Regions from separate parts of the Homo sapiens genome. Here region 2 is linked to region 1. Evidence: read pairs that join two places in POLR2A ChIA-PET (ENCODE). Cell type or tissue: OCI-LY7. All regions are shown on one strand. Region 1 overlaps CDYL (chromodomain Y like). Region 2 overlaps CDYL (chromodomain Y like).

What was found. Peaks named below come from ENCODE experiments on the same cell type or tissue, not always from the same donor. Only the 100,000 strongest peaks of a DNase experiment are listed, where the experiment ranks them.
Region 2: POLR2A ChIA-PET joins it to region 1 with 11 read pairs; 1 of 35 experiments calls an interaction of 5 or more read pairs at or near these places.

The regions. Positions count from the first base shown.
Region 1 is chr6:4,779,044-4,784,043 of GRCh38, reverse strand. All of the region lies in intron 1 of CDYL (chromodomain Y like), which reads right to left. Among named protein-coding and RNA genes, the nearest start is that of CDYL, 5.1 kb to the right of the region's middle. In OCI-LY7, no CTCF peak of the experiment used is centred here; a DNase peak (open chromatin) is centred at 2,433; H3K4me3 peaks cover 922 bases.
Region 2 is chr6:4,904,297-4,909,296 of GRCh38, reverse strand. All of the region lies in intron 2 of CDYL (chromodomain Y like), which reads right to left. LOC105374897 (a long non-coding RNA gene) reads right to left here. Exons shown (of 2, transcript XR_926412.3): 1 at 2,673-5,000; 2 at 1-594. Among named protein-coding and RNA genes, the nearest start is that of LYRM4-AS1, 97 kb to the left of the region's middle. RefSeq lists a silencer at 2,138-2,187 and an enhancer at 2,558-2,617. In OCI-LY7, no CTCF peak of the experiment used is centred here; no DNase peak of the experiment used is centred here; H3K4me3 peaks cover 942 bases.

The DNA of each region.
Region 1 (5,000 bases):
AAAACACAAACAAGGAGATGGAAATGAAAAGGTAAAAGACAAAGAAGAGAGAATGAAATGATCTGATAGATGTCTACTTGGAATTCCTGACGAGTACAGAGAAGGAGTATTTGAAGACAAACTGGCCAAATCCATTTTCGAGCTGATGAGGCACAAATCCAAAAAGCAGCACAACATATACCCACCTAACTAATAAAAAATCACACAAAATACATTGTCGTATTAAACAAGAGGAAACCAAAGTCAAAGAGATGATCTCAAGAACAACCAGAGACAGAAGACAGATCTCCTATAAAGTGACTGCACCTATGCTGACAACAGTCTTGGCCAGGTGCAGTGTGGCTCACACCTGTAATCCAAGCACTCTGGGAGGCTGAGGCGGGTGGATCACTTGATGTCAGGAGTTCGAGACTAGCCTGACCAACATGGTGAAACCCCATCTCTACTAAAAATACAAAAAATAGCCAGGCATGGTGGTGCATGCCCATAATCCCAGCTACTTGAAAGGCTGAGGCAGGAGAATCACTTGAACCAGTGAGGCAGAGGCTACAGTAAGCCAAGATCATGCCACTGCACTCCAGCCTGGGCGACAAGAGTGAAACGCCACCTCAAAAAAAAAAAAAAAAGTCTCAAGAATAGTGCAAAGGCAAGGCAGAAGACAATGGAGCACCATCTTCAGAAGGAGCTGAAAGAAATTAACCAATTAACTGGTTTTATTTGAAATACTATTCTCTTTCAAAAAATGATGGCAAAATAAAGACATGTCCAGATAATAATAATTAAAAAAAAAAAACCTAGAAACTTTTCCATCCATAGTCCCTCACTAAAGAAATCTCTAAAGGATACACTTAAGAAAAAAAAAAATCCCAGAAGGAAGTTCTGAGATAGAAGATGGACGATCTGATTGAAGAAACTATGAAGTCAGAGGTGAATCTAAAGAAAGGTTGTATAAAATAATAATGTTCTATTTGATGAGGGATTTTTTCATGGGCAATAAGAAAGCAGTAGCATGTGAGTTCAGGAATGCACCAGGGTTCAAGGAATGTAAAATCTTTACATTGTCAGAAGTGCCATTAAATACTGACTATCTTTAGACATCATGTATGCATAGCTGCAAAATTAGCCACTTAAAGACTAGAAATAGCATACAACTTCTAAACCCAATCAGTGAGGTTTTAATATGGTTTTACTGTAATTTGTGGCAGAGGACAGTTCAACAAAAATAATGTCAAAGTGGTCCGTGGAGGGCAGCCACAGATAAGTCTTAGTTCAAAGGTCTCGATGCAGTTTTTAATACTTGCTTTGGGTCCTATATCCCTCTGAGAATCAGATGAAAGCTCTTGATTCTCTCCCTCTGAAATATGCTCATATGTACTTGTTTAAATTTTCATAAAATTCTATTTGAGGTTATAATTGGATTTAAAGTCATATCTAGACTCATAATAGGCCCTCCCCAGACTTCCTAGAGAACGTGAACCCCAAAACCTTGCCCAGCTTAAAAGGCTGAAGAGAATTAAGTTTGTGTGGGAAACAGTGAAATTCTCCATTCTAGAGTTGAAACCATGTAAGCAGATGAGGAACTAAGAGTAAAAAGAACAGCAAGAGGCATAATGCTTAGGGGAGGAGGAACCTCGAGGTAAGTAAGGAGTCAGGAATGGAGATTCATTCCTGTAATTCACTCTTCCATTAAAGTAACTCAACAATTATGCAACGATTGCAGTATTTTGAGCTGTGGAAAATAATGACCAGAAAATGAATCTGAGCTTTAAAGCACTTACATTCTGGTGGACAAACATGCCAGGCAATAAAGACAGAAAACAGAAATTACAACGCCCTTAGCTAACTACCTGATGTTTTTAATATTCCCTTCCTGGAATTACTCAGTTAACAACCAGCAGTGGTCAAGGAGCCTGCAGAAAGAACCAGTCTGGTCCACCGAGAGCTCCTCTTCCGCCAGGCAGATCCCCAACCCACCCCCACCCACCTCCACGCAGAGCCTAAGGGTCTGAAACACAGAAGGGCGTATCCAGAGGCTCCTAAATCCACCTGCATTCCAAAAAGAAGCTTCTCGGAACATAAGATTCCTGTCTCCATCCAAACATTGAAAATTATAATCTCGTGGTTTGGGTTCAAGAATCTGAATTGAAAAAAGACCCCAGGCTGGTCCTGTTCCACCTAGGAGTGCTCACAATATAAAAACTATCACTCCTTATTTACAAAAGAATTCATTTGAGGCCTGGCTTTGTGAATCACAGTTATCCAAAACTGTGAACCAGAACAATGCGAAGAAAGTGTTGCCTACATACCATGAAAATATTCTCCGTGGTTAAAATCATTATAGAGCACGAGGGAACAGTCTATGATTCTTAGATATCACAGCAAGAATGAAAAAAACGCTATTCTGGTACACAGGAATTGAAAGTAGTTCAAAGGAAGAGCACATGAGAGGTCTCCACACTGCTGCTGGGGCAAATGAATAAATAATATTCTCAGCAACTCACAGGAAAAAGAGCATTTAAGATAGGCTATTATTGTCAAAACACACATGCATGTTTGACCTCACTGCCTCACTATCAACTCCTGAAGTCAAATGAACTCTTTTTCTTTACTAATTTTGGTGATTCCAATCTTTTCAGACAGCTACACCATATACAACATACGCTGACCTAGCTTGGCCAACATCCATGAAAGGTGTCCTGGTCTCTGTGACTTCCATTTGAACTACAGATTGAGACTTTATTCACAACTGCTTTTGGTCAATGTAAGTAAAAGCCTTGTGGTGCACAGGAGAGAGCAGGAATCTTATCGCAAAGTAGGAAGAAAGATTCAAAAGACCTACCTTCCCCTGCAAATCCTGATCATCCTGTCAAACTAATCAACTTTAAAACAATTTTTTACACACCAGATACGATTTCATTCTTAAAAGCTTACTTCCATTTTTGAAAATGAAAACATAAATATTCTCTCAGAAGGTCAAGACTAATCATTGAGAGCTTACTGAAATTTGAATTAACTATTACAGGAGTTCTCAAGGGAATAACTCCACATCTACTGAGGAAAAAAGGAATTATTAAGACATACAAATAAAGAGAATACTTATTCCATTTTACTACAGCATACGTTCCTTATTCAGTCCCACGTGAACAAAGTCTCATGGTGGTTACTTGACTGCTAAATAAATTAAGGTCCTCTTGACCTCACAGCTTTCTCTGGTGATATAATCAGTTTATAGAATACTTTCAAATCCTAAATCTTGAGGAAGGGAAAACAGGTTTGGTTTCATGGTTTGAGAGTTGGATGGGTTTTTTTTCCTCTTTAAAAATGGAAAACGTTTTGTAGAATTGCTTTTACACGCTAATGCCATTTAAGCCTCAATTATTTGGTTATCATCCTCCTATTTTACTGATGAGAAAGTTTAGGATAGTTAAGACAAGTACAAGATGAGTTACTTAACAAGCTTCTAAGAACAAGGGAAGGCCGGGTGCAGTGACTCATGCCTGTAATCCCAGCACTTTGGGAGGCCAAGGTGGGCGGATCACTTGAGACCAGGAGTTTGAGACCAGCCTGGCCCACAAGGTGAAACCCTGTCTCTACTAAAAATACAAAACATTAGCCGGGGCGGGGGCGGGGGCGGGGGGGGGGGGGCGTAGGCGGGGGTGGTGCACGTCTGTAATCCCAGCCACTCAGGAGGCTGAGGCATGAGAATAGCTTTGAACCCGGGAGGCAGAGGTTGTAGTGAGCTGACAACATGAAGCCACTGCACATCAGCCTGGGAGATAGAGCAAGACTCTTGAAAAAAAAAAAGAGAAAGAAAGAAAGGAAAGGAAGGAGGAAAGGAGGGAGGATTACCACCCAGATCTTCCAGCTCTAAGTCTAGAGCTGGGATGAAAGTTAGAAATACCGTCTAACTTCCATACATCCCCAACCCTTGAGTAAACCCAGATTCCTAAACAGACTATGACAGTTGATCACCTACAGCAGGGCTTAACAAACAACAACCTACAGGGCAAAGCCAGCCCACTGCCTATTTTTGTGGAACCTACAAGTTAGGAATCATTTTTACATTTGTAAGTGATTGGAAAAAAAACACAAATGTGTATTTCATGACACATAAAATGATATGAAATATACTAAGTGAATTTTACTATCCATAAGCAGTTTGAGACACAGCGCACATTCATATAGGAGTCTACGACTGCTTTTGCACTACATGAGGTGAGCTGAGTGGTTGCAACAAAGACCATAATATAACCCACAAGTCTAAAATATGTATTATCTGGCCCTTTACATTAGAAGCGTGATGTAAAGGACGCTTGTCTTTTTGTGAAAACTATGAAGTTCTAACCTACGCCGCATCAAAAATCCGTTTTTCCTCAATCCTAGCAGCTGGAAAAGTAGGGAGTAAATCTATTCCATCCTTCAACTAATAGTAACTCTTCAAATTTTGCAAGGTTCATGCTCTACCCATCTTTTCCAGGATCTGTTCCTTTATTTTTTGTTCACAAAGCCTAGTTTCAATAGCCATTTAAACATTTACTAAAGACCTATTACTACATACCAGGTTCCATGCTAAGTATTGGAGACATTTCTTTTAGGCGAGAAAACCAAGGCTCAGCAGTTGGGTAACTCACCCAAGTTCCCAGTTACTGCAGACCTGTCCTCCTACCAGACCATGTGAGTTCAAAGAAGCAAGACTTCACATTTCCTCCTGTCAATATATCCCTCTAGATTTGTGGAGCCTGAGGCCAAACAGAAAACTTCTATTTCAGTTTAGGCAGAACTGGACAAAACAAGGCAACTAACAACCCTTGACTTGGCCACAAAACATCATCTTAGTGTCTTTCCCAGCCTTGTCAGACTATCGCGTTCATTTACAATTGCGTATCACTTCTGCCCTACAGATAATACTGCCTTTATGAAAACAATACAACTCTATACCTTTAGAAACAAAACCAGGTTTCAGGGAGGCATTTTAAGCCAGTTACCATACAATCATCATC
Region 2 (5,000 bases), 130 kb before region 1:
CAGCAGCCCTTCCCTGATTCCTCACATGGAGGGAGTCAGTAATTACCCTAGTGTTTACAATAAGTTTAATACAGGGCTTAGTAATGACATGATAAATGTATCTTCTCTCCAACACACTTGCTTCTCCTTTCTTTCTGGATGAGTTCCTTTAAAAGACTGCCCTCATTCTCACAGAGCAACAAAACCAAAGGCGTCAGGTGAAATACAGAGAACACCATCTTATGACCTGGGGCCCCCCAAGGCACGGTGTGTCTATGACTGTGACCACTTGCTCATGCATATTTTGTACACTCCTGTACACGAACATGGAAACTTTTAAATCCCACGTCTAGTCTAAGCATAGAACCTTTTGTGGCTTAACCAGGTAAGCAGAACGCAGCGAAGAACGGAGCCTCTCAACAGACAGGCAGAATGTGACCATGCACAGGAGAGGTGACCTCCAGTGAGGAAGTGCCACGGTATGGATGAAGGGGCACAGCATTTCCACCTGGGGATGTGAGAAGCTGCAGGGCAGAGGATGCATAGCAGGTCAGGAGGTCAAAGGACTGCCTGTGGGCTACTGGTTCTCCTGGATCAGAATTTAAAGTTCCATTTCTGCAGGATGGAGGGGAGAAAATGGGGAAAGAGAGACGTAAGCTCAGAGGTGACGTATGATCTTGTAAGTACTATTTAAAAGTAGAAGCATTTATGCTTAAAAAACAGACCCTGGAAGCTTGGAGAGCCAAGGATATAGGTTGCCTGTGGGGGGCAGGAGGAGAGGGTTCTGAGGAGGTATTTTCAATAAGTAGCTAGCTTAATCTGCAAAGCTAAAGGCTGAGCAAACTACAGTGAAATTAGATACTTCCTTAAGCAAATTTCTAAAACAAACCTCCAGCTTCAGCCCAGATCAGTGTTTCTCAAACTAGGGCCCAAGGACATACCACCTATCCATCTATGAAACACCAATGCCTAAATCCTGTGCTCGCACCCTCTGATCATCTACACGGCCTGGATGGCCTGCCCGGTTCCGGACCCTTTCCCATCAGGTTAACCAGGTGCTGCCAAGGATCACCCATAGCTATGGTTCTGAATGGCTCCCAGGACAATCACTGAGGGACCACACCCATCTCTGCAAGGGAATGCCTGGGTACTTACAAAGCTGCCAGGAGAAACAAGAACTTGTCATGCAGTGTTCCTCTAACTAGGGTGCTAGAATTTTCCATGTGTTTGGCATTTCAGGGGTCCACACCAAGTACATTGAGGAATGACAGCCCATGAGCCCCCTGACAGCAAGGAGGGGCTTTTATGTGTCTCTTTCCTTATGGGCACCAAGTGGGGTGGTAGAGAACACGGAGCTCAAGGGGGGCCAAACTGTGGAACTGATGGTTCTGTCTAACAGAGACGTTTAGGACATGCTGAAGAGCAAAGGATCAAGGGAGAGCATCTAACTGAACACACCATGTTCTAGAGGAGGGCAAAAGCTACTCAAAATCCAAGACAGGAAGCTGACCTCACCATAACAGCAACCTAAAAGCCACAATGTGCTAAGTTTTATAAATACAGTAACAAAAACTATATAGTAATTTTGAAATCCGGTTTTGCGATCAGTTTTGAGCATCCGAGAATACTTAAAAACCGTATTAGAGGCTGGACATGGTGGCTCATGCCTATTACAGGCACTTTGGGAGGCTGATGCTGGAAGATTGCTTGAGCTCAGGAGTTCAAGACTAGCCTGGGCAAAACCCCATCTTTTGTAGAGATGGTGAAACCCCATCCCTACAAAAAATACAAAAATTAGTGAGGCGTGGTGGTGCACGCCTGCAGTCCCGGCTACTTGGAAAGCTGAGGTGGATCACCTGAGCCTGGGAGGGGGAGACGGCAGTGAGCTGAGATGGCACCAGCCACTGTACTCCAGCCTGGATGAGACGGAGCCGGACCCTGTCTCAGAAAAAAAGAAAACACACAAAAACCCACAAAAAAGCTGTATTAGAGCAAAACTCTGACAGTCAGCTTTTCTTCCAATCCTTCCATAACTCATGGAAATGCAGGCTAAAACTGCAGCAGGGTGGTCTGTTTTCCCCCCATCTCCCCTTTCTGTAGGAGGACAACCTGGTAACCCACTGGCCCTACAGTGATCCAGCTCTTGGGGTGCACCCCTGACTCACTTGAGCTCAGAGTAGCAGCAGTTTCTAATGTTACACAGTAATGTGCAACTCTGAAGATTGTGGCGAGGTGCCACCCCAGGCTGTCACAGCGTTACACAGACTCTATAATCAAGAAAACCCAGTGTGGAACTGCTTATTACATGCACATGAGAAAACCCCTTGTGAAAACTGGGAAATGCACACATTAGACTGCACAATATACATTCCTAAATGGCAAATTTCTGTAAACAGTGATTAATAGAACACAATACATTTAGTTTAGACCACTCACTGAGAACATATTAACAGAAAAAATGGCACGTGGAAGACTTTGCAAGTAGAAATTTTACTAGGGCAACCTCCTTCTCCCCCAGATAAAACGAAACCAAACCAAAACTCAGACTGAGTCTATTTTTACACCACTCTTCCTCTTGGTTTGCTGTTATAAAGCTGTGACAATTTTGATAGCTGCCATAGTTTTAGAATTTTTGTCCCATCAGATAAGGTTTATCTGAAAAACCAAAGCACAGAAGTTAAACTTATGCTTACTTTCCCTTTGAAGTCCATAATAAAAGAGTGGTTCAAATCACGGAAATCAGAAGCAACCGATACACTCTGTACGCAATGTCATGCCTTCCAAGGCTGGTCTGGGCTGTGTGGTCCTGTTCTTTTTCTCCTGTGGCCTTCACGCTTGTACTGTCATGAAGCAGGTACAGAGGCAGCCGCACTCCCAGAGAAGGGTCAGAAGCTGGCAATCCAGCAATTAAACAGTGTGATCTTCCGCACTCACCTAGCTGATAATGCTCACGTTATGCTCTCATGGTATTCCTATACAATTCTTATGTTACTTCACCTTTAGAGGTAATGCCAAGCATGGGAAACAGCTACCAAACTTTGCTGAAAGTGTCATGCAAGAAAATGCTACAATTACAATGTGAACATGGAATACATAATTTAAAACTACATTAGCAAGATGAAAAATAATCTCCATCCGGTTTTCCATTCAATAAAAGTCATATCATCCGCCCATGGGAGAGGCAGACTTTCTCTTACCAGATAAAATGTACAACCCTCTCACCATTAGCAGTGTAGTAATTAAAGCTGTAGACACTCCTCCTTAGAGACCACGTCATCTTACCATTTGATTTTACAATTTTACTAGGAGGAAGTTACTTCTTTCAAGGCTTAAATCACTGTAGAAACAATTCCCACAATTACTGTTGACAGTAGAAAGGTCCTATGTAAGAAATTACTCAATTGGTGAAATGTATGTTTATGTGGGTGAGGGATCCCCTAAAAGCCCTGACTTGATCCCTATGCAATCTATGCATGTTACAAATGTGCACTTGTACCCCATACATTTAAACAAATGAAAAATAAATAAAATAAAAAGGGGAACAAATAAAACTAAAAAAAATGAAAAAGAAGAGGTCCTACAAAAATGGAGGCAAAGACTTGACATAAGAGGCGTGCAGCATGCAGAAAGCCAGTGCTGGGGGCGAGTGGCTCCCAGCCACTAAACATGGCCCTTCGGCTCTGACCCAGGCAGTCAACGGCTTCACTGGTGTAATTCTCAAACATGAATTTTATGACTGATTTCCCCTTTCACTACTTCAAACTCAGCAGTTCATCCTCTCCCACCGACTGCTTCTAAATATCCCCCCACTGCCCCTGCGGAATTAAGCATGCCACTTCAGAAAAGACGCTGAAATGTGGCCTGCCTTTGTCACAGAATACATTTCTCACAATCAGCTGAGCAGCTGAGGAGACAGTTCAGGTCTGTCTCGTGGGAGGAGAGGCAGGCACCCACAGGCACATCGTGTCCGAAGGCTCAGGTCAACCCCGCTAAGTTGGTTGACGGAGTGTCAAAGACCAATGAACACAGTCCTTTAGACCAACGAGAATTCCTGAGTGGGTTTAACATTCCTATTCAGGCTGGAGAGGGTTGAAGAGAACAGCAAGCCATGCGCAAACTCACTTGTGTCAGCATCCTAGTCACGTAAACCCAGGTTCAGTAAGACGGACACACGGTCACTGTGACAGCCAGGTTACTACTGGGCTGGCTTTGTTTATCCAACGTGGACTTCTCTGACTTCAGCAGTTCAGATCACGCTAGGGGTAGAGCACTGGGCCGTCTGGGGCAGTGGTCGCCATCCTAATGCTGTCTCTGAGATCAGCAGCTCACATAGGGACGGCCGATCACACAGGCACTGCGGAGGTGTTCTTGTGATTAAACACCTCCATTTCAGTGCATGGACTCTGTGATAATTATTTCTCAGCTGGAGGTCGGGGTGGGGATGAGGGGGACACAGTGCACAGCTGTAGTCTAAGTGGCTAACACGGGTCCTAAGTACAACCTGTAGCTGTACGATGAGGCCCAAAGCCGTTTACAGCTTTTCTCCTGGCAACACGCTCCCTCTCCTTACTGCACAGACATAAATAAGAACTTAAACTGCAGACAGAAATGAGAGATGACTATGACTGAGGTAACTGGGCTGAAAGTATATTTGAGAACCTAGTGTGTTCCCATTAAAAAAAGTTCTTTTTAAGCACAAACAAGTCTTAAATAATAAAGTAGGGAGGACAGACCAGATGTTATCATAAATAAACCTGATTGTGAAATGTTATCTTCCCAAAAGCCAGGGCAGGGAGGGGCGCAGTGAATGGAAGAATTGAGCATCAAATCCACTTGCTCGGAAGAGCAAATACATCGTCCAGAAAATAACCTGCAGTAACAAACACTTTGGAGATAAGCTTTAAAATGTTTTCTTAATATTTCCTATTAAGGATGCCTTGGCAGATGCCATTTATGATCCTAGACTGAGAGCCAATTACATCAGGTCCATATCACTGGAGGAGATGGGTATTCACTATATC